Linked DNA regions of Homo sapiens: region 1 is linked to region 2. Evidence: chromatin loops called from intact Hi-C (ENCODE). Cell type or tissue: transverse colon. All regions are shown on one strand. Each heading gives the region's core, and the rest is flanking DNA. Links, peaks and the distances in the headings are about the cores only. Region 1 has its middle 57 kb from the start of CIMIP6. Region 2 has its middle 12 kb from the start of CIMIP6.

Region 1 (4,403 bases), core at 261-4,260, 69 kb before region 2:
TGCAATCTCGGGGGTCCTTATGGTATATGAACAGAAGTTCATTGATCTAATTTCAAAAGGGCATGGACTAAAAACTCTTGAGAGGAAATGTCTGTTGAAAGGATCTCCTAGGTGCTTGCTATCTCTAGATAACCATGAAAAGTCACCAATCAATTCTGAAAGTCCTACAATTTCAAATCGTTCTCTCTGCCATCCTCCCAGGTCTACACTGACTTGCAGTTTGTTCTTCATTCCTTCCTCAACTGCATTAATGTAAAAATTCAACTGCAGCCATGCTATTTACCCCTTTTCTATGTTGAGGAAATGAATCTTTTGTCTCCTACTTTATTTCTTTCTCTTTTTACTTGAAATAATGTTTTTTTTTTTTATCGTGTTGTATTCAGTTTGCTTTGACACTTTTCTTTTTAAAACTTTTTTTTTTTTTTTTTTTTTTTTTGAGACAGAGTCTCGATCTGTCTCCCAGGCTGGAGTGCAGTGGCGTAATCTTGGCTCACTGCAAGCTCTGCCTCCCAAGTTCACGCCATTCTCGTGCCTCAGCCTCCCGAGTAGCTGGGACTACAGGCGCCCACCACCATGCCTGGCTAATTTTTTGTATTTTTAGTACAGAGGGGGTTTCACCGTGTTAGCCAGGATGGTCTCGATCTCCTGACCTTGTGATCCGCCCGCCTTGGCCTCCCAAAGTGCTAGGATTACAGACGTGAGCCACCGTGCCCCGCCTCTTTTTTAAAACTTTTAAAAAATAACTCCTTTCAGAAGGCTTATCCCACACATTGGTAAACACTAGAAAACATTGCTGTTACCTCAGGAGGATGTTGGAAGGGAACAACAGGATTATTCACTTTTTCTTTATAAAACTTTGTTTTCTTTACTTTCTTAAAATAGGCACATATTCAGCAATGAAAAATATTACAAAATAAATTCAGTCACAAAGAATCTAATGTGTTTGAATGTATGCAACCCCTTGATGTGTACATTTTGTCATAAGTGTACATACTATATGTATATTTTATAAATATACACATAAATACACAAATAAATACATTAGTATTTATAAAGAACTTCAGACACTGCCTCCCCCACCGTAGACCCAGTACATTATAAATAAAAAACCAAATATGTGTGCCATCATTTAACCAAACAAAGGATTTGCATTAAACCTGAAAGCGAAGGGAAATTCTGAGTTAAGTGTGAAGATACAATGCTTAGCCAAGTGTGGAGAGTATTCCACTGTTGATGGATATCTTCTGATGTTTTCTTTGTTCTCATTTGAGAAACTGGAATGAGTTAAAGTCAAGGAGCATGCTGAGGTTTAACTCATTCCATAGCTCCAGAGTGACACAGGCGTGATTTAAAGCCAGTGAGCCTGCCGAGATTTCAGTTCTTAGTGGAAGATGTCTGTCTTTGATTGATTGCATAGAACCAGGGGTTCTGAACACCTATTGTGACTGACCCAGGGCTGAATGCATCCAGGCAGATGGTTTGCTGCATTCCTGTAATTTTTCTGGTTCTAGTCAAAGCCCTTGGATGTGAGTAGCTAGTGGATCGATCGGGGACTGTTTGATGGGTCCTGGACCCTGCAACTACTCCCACAGCTCCAAAGGGTCTGGGGTATTTCTGGGTCAGACCCGCGCACCTCAAACCTTGAGAAAGACTGTAGGGTCTGGACCCTGACTAGGGCTTTGGGCACCTGTAGGACTGGAGGTGGGCTCTAAGCTAAGACTGTTAGAAGTGGGTGGCAGGGTGAACTAGGAGCACTCACAACCAGGATGGACCGACACAGAATCCTACACAGACTCCTGCCCAGCATGGAGGACAGGCTGCATCTGCCCTGACCTCAGCTCAGTGAGTTCAGCCAGCCCTGAACCAGCTTTGGTTTTGGCACAGTAGTTGGTGACAATGCTGCTCTTCCAATTAAGACTTTCCTTAAAGGCAACTAAAAAATAGGAGAGAATTAAATTTGCAATATGTTTTTGCAAATGTATTTTTCTGAGCTTAGTGCTTTGTAGCTGCATTTTTTTTTTGTTGTTATTAGAAAAAAACATCTTGCTAAACCATAAACAAAACTCTATTAAGCGGTTGCATTGGTGGTTGGAAATGGTACTGTTGCTAAATAAAAAAGTCTAACTTGATTTCGTTGGAATGGGAAATTCCACAGAGACTTGTGAAAAAAGTGCAGGGGCTTCTTTTGTATTCTTAGGCACGAATTCAAAGAATTCGATTGTTCATGGATCAATAATGCTACAACTATTATAACTTCTGAGATAATTCATGCTGCTGAGGTTTTTTAAGTTTCAGGGAAAATATTTTCATGAGGCCTACTTTGATGGGGCGAATTAAGTGTGGATTCATGACTGCTCAGGGAGGGATAGTTTGGGAACTTTCCCAGTGACTCCTTTCCAAGTGATGAGCCAAGTCCAGCCCCTGGGACCACACACTCACATCCTTCCGGCTATTTTATATGTGAAGGGAAGTCCCAGAGCACCTCCTGTCCTGAGACAACTGGTTAGGGTGGGGACAAGTTAGACATTATATTATAAAGTGAAAGTACCAGAAGCCCTCCCACCCATGTCCCAGGCCTAAAATCTAACTTGCTTGGCTTGTTTAGCTTCAGTAAGTCCCCTGAATTGGTGCCCTTTTAGGCTTTGGCTTTCCTAAAGGGGTAGACATTTATTTATAATTACAGCACAACAAAATCGCCCATACTGGAAATTAATTTTATGTACATTTAGTATAAAAGTACCTTAACATTTCAGTTTCGTTCTCATTTCATTTTAGCTCTCCAGAGACATAGCCTGACCAAAATACTGATTGCAGTATTTAGACATGGCCTGGGCCCTTTTCTTTCCGATAAAGAACAGGTGTGCTTATGGTTGAGGCACCATCTGTCTTAAAAGCTGTGTTTAGTCATTGTGATGGCTCACACTTGTAATCCCAGCACTTTGGGAGGCTGAGGCAGGAGGATTGCTTGGGTTCAGGAGTTCAAGACCAGCCTGGGTAACATAGCAAGACCCTGTCTCTAAAAGTGGGCCTGTAGTCCCACTTACTCAGGAGGTAAAGGCGGGAGGATTGCTTGAGCCCAGGAGTTCAAGGGTGCAGTGAGCTATGAAAACAAAACAACAAAACCCAAAAACCTTATGTATCTGATAGCATAGCAGAGATTCAACAAATATTAGATAAAGGAAAATAGGATCAAGGATCGATTCAGTTCTGTTTCAGTGTTTATCAAGTACCTTGCACGTCCAAGAAGAAAGGGCACAAACTTGTGCCCCCAAATCTGGCCATTTTCAACCTCACACTTGGTATGTCATCCAACCAGTGAAAAAATGATTTCCCCTGCCAACATCTTATTGAGCATAACTTCAGTGTGAACTTCTTCTGTATATTCTATAACAGAGTCATTATATCTATGTCAGGGTTTCTCAAACTGGGCACCACTGACATTTTGGGCCAGTTAATTCTTTGTTGTGGGGACTGTCCTATGCACTGTAGGATACTTAGCAGCAGGCTCCCCAGCCTCTATCCACTAGGCACAACCCTCCCCCATCCCCGACCAGTGATGAGAACCAAAAATGTTTCTAGACATTGCCAAATGTCCTCTGGGGGGCAATCACCCTCAGTTGGAAATCAGTGATCTATTTAAAATAATATTACATGGTTATGCCACTTTAAGCAATACTAAAATTTAAAAAACTCTAATAATCTGGGGTCTTTTCTTGTTTTGTGAAGGTGTTCTATAATATTCTACTCCAAGGAACACATACGGAATGGACTTTCCCCTGAGAAGTAAGGGTTTTGTTTATGGGAAAAATAACTGTTGTTTGGGGGTGGAGATTTATAGTTACAAAAGTTTTTAAAAATATTTAACTTATTTGAAACAATAATAGAAAAAAAAACCCAAAGATCCAAGTGGTCATAATCGTCACCTTGATGAACTCCTCTAACATTAAAAAAGTAAAATTAGCCAGGCATGGTGGCTAACACCTGTAATCCCAGCACTCAGGGAGGCCAAGGCAGTTGAGCTCAGGAGTTAAAGACCAGTCTGAGCAATATGGTGAAACCCTATGTCTACCAAAAAAACCAAAATATTAGCCAGTCATAGTGGCCCACGCCTGTGGTTCCAGCTACACAGGAGGCTGAGGCAGGAGGATTGCTTGAGCCCAGGAGGTCAAGGCTGCAGTGAGCTATGTTTGCATCACTGCATTCCAGCCTAGGCAACAGAGCAAGACCCTGTCAAAAACAAACAAACAAACAAAAGTGAGCATGGGAAACAAATGTCTCTTTCCTTCTGCTTCAGTCCCCAAAGTTAAATGTTGAAGTACAATATTTTTCATTTCAGGAAAAAAAAAAGTTTTCAGTAAGGAAAGTTTAAGCTTTCTTTGTGGAGAATTGGAACAGACATAAAT
Region 2 (4,403 bases), core at 144-4,143:
TGTACTTTAACTTGATTGTGGTTTGATTAATTTGGATGAGAGCAGAAAAACTCACTAGTGTAAAATATAATGATTCTAAGTATGTTATTTTCCTAATGAATGCTTGAAGTTACTTAAGTAGTAGAAACTTAAGTTATTTAAATTTATCTTGGGCGTATTTCGTGGGGTTATATTCCAAGCTTATTATCTTCTATCACTTTATATTCTTATATAGTAACGTGAGGCTTATGTTACTTCTTCTGGCTACTACTCTTTAAACTTTTTATTTTTACCTTCTCTATGAACATTTTTACACTTAGATTCTTTGTCTTTTTTTCTGAACTGAATATAGATAGACCTGAATTTTCCTTCCTATTGTGAATATTCTCTTTGCTTCTCATTCACTATTTGAAGGACTATATAGCATAATAGTTACAAGCTGGGCTCTGGAGTTGGAGCCGCTTCTTTGCTGCATGACCTTGAGCAAGTTGTATCTTTCTGATATTTCCTTATCTATAAAATAATAATTATAGCACCTGCCTTCCTCACAGAGTTTTCGTGAGAGTAAAAATAAGGTGGTCCATAGTATACTGTCTGGCACATAGCAAGTGCTCATTGACTTCTTATCCATCAGTATTTTCATCAGATTATAAGTATTTTAGAAGTTGAGATTGTCTTTACTCCTCTCTGTTTTGCCTAGCCCCACGCATAGTACCTGGTACCTGGCGGATTCTCAGTAGATATTTCCTGAATGAATGGCAAAAGCATCTCGTTAAGTTTTATACAGACCCCTCTCTTCCTCTCCAGCCCACTGGTATCCCCCTGCTTCTGGAATTGTTCACTGGAAGTTACGAGTGTCAGAGACTGGACTTACCTAGGGTATCCTGAGATGTTGGTGATAGGCAAAAAAGATTTCATCTTTTTGATGAGACTTCATGTTCTTTTCTTGGGTGGTTGTTTAGCTCTTTTCTGGCTTTGGATTTCACACACTCAAAAAAATATGAATATCTTAACACTGGTTCCATTGGTTTCACACCTCCACAATTTGGATTCCTTGCTCCAAACTGTACTTTGGTTTTCCACAGACATTCCTCATTTCTATTTTACTCTGTTTGTTGATCTAATTAACTTTGCTGGAATATATTCTGTCCTATTTGTGGGGAATGGAGTTATTTTTGCCTTAGTTCATGGATTAGAAGGAAACTGTCACTTCATTTCTGGCATCCTTCTCTTTACCCACTTTCATTCCGCTGGAGAACGAACTTGCTAATCAGATTGTTAGAAGAAGATTTTGATTGGGACCACGTTCGTTGTATTAAAGTCTGTGCTCAGGGATGGTATACAACCTTGCCCTTTCTCACTTCCTGTGTCCAGGGTTTGCATGAAGCAGGCAGGGCCTGCCTTAGCTGGCTTCCTCATCTCAACTCTCTCTGTCCTACCTGCACCTTGGAGCTGATGGACCAGTCATCCATAATCATGCAACTGTTTGGAGGGAGGGTATAGACTTCAAGGCAGAGAGTATAAGAAATAAGAGAGTTCACTTTGGCCTCCTATCCTAAATCAATTTCTGTAATCTAGTTTTTACTAAAGTTTTTATTATTGCAATGGGTCTTTGTCTAGCTAATGAAATCAGTGTTTTGTTGACTATTTTGTCATCATTTCTTGTCTATATGCTCCTTCAGCAGAGAATCCCAGAAGTAAGATCCTAATACTAATCTCCATCCAGACCAACCTCTTTCACAAAACCTTTTCAGACAGCCATCATAAGGGTCTTTTTCTAAAACTACACTTCTTACAGTATTATGAGGTACATCCTGTTTTAATCACCCCCTATTCACCCTGCTGATGATGGAGAGATTCCTGCCCTAGCATTAGGGGAATGGTTAAACTCATGACATCTGACACTGAACAGATGTGATTGGCAGCAGTTTATTAGTCACGCATACTAACAGCCAAGGACAAGAGGACGCCATGCCATGCAGGGCCACGTGGGGATTGCACTAGAAAAGAGAATGAGGAACCAGAGGCTGTGGGAAGCAGGCTGTGTGGTATCAAGAAAATGGGATGACCCGCACTTTTCGCCGAAGGACGTGATTGGCTTATTTAAATAATTCTGTCGGCTGGTAAGGAACTGAATTTAGTGATAAGCAGGGAGGGTTGTTTGGGTAGGGAACCTTTTTCATGGGAACAGAGTTGGGGGCAAGGGAACTTCAGGAAAACCATTTGAGGCCCTCCCAATCAAGCCAGATGTCAAGGCAACACACAATATTGACCCTTAATTTTAGGGTTAACACCACACAGATTATAGTACCATGGCATCATTTGTTTATTACCTTAGAATTTTACTCTAGATGTGTGTTTGTGACTATCTTGTGTCTCAGTCAAATTGTGGGCTACTTAAGGACAGCTAGCATTTAAGTCTTCCACTTAAAAAACAATGCATGTTATGGTTTGGAAAAACATGATTATCATGAAAATGATCTGTTTTGTAATATCTCAGAGTGATACTTTGAAATGTAATCAAATGAAGAGAGCTTTAACATACCCAAGTTTTGTCCTTGCATATGGTGAATTTTTTAAATGTAGTGATACTTGTAGTACTAAAGGATGTGCAGAGTAGAAATTAAACTTGTATTAGTAGTCTGAACTCATGGCTGGCAGTGATACTTGCTTATACACGTACTGCTGAATTAAACCTCTGTGATGTGCCATGGATTGACAGCTCTGAACATTTACAGTTACCAGGGTTTGCTGACATTTGAAAATAGCTCATTTTTTTTCCCCACTCTGTTTTCAAACAATGGGTGAAACAATGAATGGAACATTGGCATTCTTTTTAAAATCCGAGTTAAGCTACAGCCTAAATACCAGAATGCTGATGTCTCAAATGTATTATGCAGACTGCATATTGTAGGCACTAATGGGACCCATTAAGATAATTCTTACTCTTGCTAAATTCAAGCAAATTGGTATGGGAGAGGGATGGTAAGGAGGTCAGAGGCAAACTGGAAGAATTTATAGTGTGTCCTCCCAATTTCTTAATAATCTAATATTAAATCCTTTCTTCATCTCAACCATTAATTTTATTTTCTACTTTATTAAAATATTTGTTAAATTGTATGCAACCACAAACCCAAAGATGTCTTTTTTAAAATTATGATATACAATTAGATGAATGAGTGAAAGTTTCAACATTTTAACTTATTTTTATATTTTCAGAGTATAAATCCATGATGTCTCTGAGATAGAATATCTTTTCTTGCATTTTTTACAAATAATCCTATCTAGATCCATCACAGTGCAAAAGAAATATTGTTGTAAAGAAACTACTGATTTTATTCTAATGTGAAAACTCAAAGCTGATTTACTTAAATGAAAATGAGGTTTCTGGCTGGGTGTGGTGTCTCATGCCTTGGTAGGCTGAGGCAGGAGGATGGCTTGAAGCCAGGAGTTTGAGATTAGCCTGGACAACATGCCTCTTCTCTACCAAAAAAAGAAAAAAGAACTTAAAAAAAATGAAGTTTCCGTTGCAAGACTCTTTGTTGGCATAAAAATATCCAGAGATAAACACTATAAGGATTAAGTGCTAATTCAGTTTCTACACTATTAAAGTTTAATTCTAAAATTTTCTGGTAAAATCACGACTTATTTCAAATTAGGAATTAGAAATATAATGCATAATTTTAAATAAGCTTTTTCATATTATAAAAGGAATGCATAAATACAGATAGATATAAAGCAAAATTCTACCAGTTGGAGACAATCACCATCCAATTTCAATGGATTTGCTTCCATTTCCCACCATCAGTCTATAGCTGTGCTTTCTTATATTGTAGTCACTAGCCACATGCAACTGTTTATGTTTAAATTAATTAAAATTAAATACAACAAAAAATTTCGGTCACATTTCAAGGGCTTAATAGCCACCTGTGGCTAGTGGCAATGGTATTAGCCCAAATATAAAACATTTTTTATTATTACAGAAAGCTCTATTGGTAGAGCTATTTAGAGGTATACTTATACCTAGACTATATCCATATGAAACATAATTCTATGTACATATATGGAATTCTTTCTATGTATTCTATATCCTATGTAATATACATTTTTATGCATATATGTAACACTACATGTACACACAAAACTATATGCAAAAAGCTGCAGAGAGTAAAACTATATATAGTTTCCATGAAGACTCACATATACACACTTTTGTTTTCTGCTTTTTCTCAAAATACACAGGCTTATAATACCAGATTTTGGTTTGCCAAAAATGTCTTCATTCTTTTTTTCTCTCTCATTTTAAAAAGACAGTTCTGGTTGATAGTTACTCTATATTAAGATCTTGAAGATATTATTCCACTTTTTTCTGGCTTCCATTGTTGCTGTTGAACAGTCAGCTATAAAACCAATTGCTGTTTGGT

The links. Hi-C counts contacts between places; a loop is a spot of excess contacts. Peaks named below come from ENCODE experiments on the same cell type or tissue, not always from the same donor. Only the 100,000 strongest peaks of a DNase experiment are listed, where the experiment ranks them.
Region 1: a loop joins it to region 2, with 16 times the contacts of the local background. A loop is called at or near these places in 1 of 110 quality-filtered maps.

Annotation. Positions count from the first base shown.
Region 1 is chr2:54,385,227-54,389,629 of GRCh38, reverse strand. No RefSeq gene overlaps it. Among named protein-coding and RNA genes, the nearest start is that of CIMIP6, 57 kb to the right of the region's middle. In transverse colon, for the core only: no CTCF peak of the experiment used is centred there; no DNase peak of the experiment used is centred there; H3K27ac peaks cover 1,036 bases.
Region 2 is chr2:54,316,555-54,320,957 of GRCh38, reverse strand. No RefSeq gene overlaps it. Among named protein-coding and RNA genes, the nearest start is that of CIMIP6, 12 kb to the left of the region's middle. In transverse colon, for the core only: no CTCF peak of the experiment used is centred there; no DNase peak of the experiment used is centred there; H3K27me3 peaks cover 400 bases.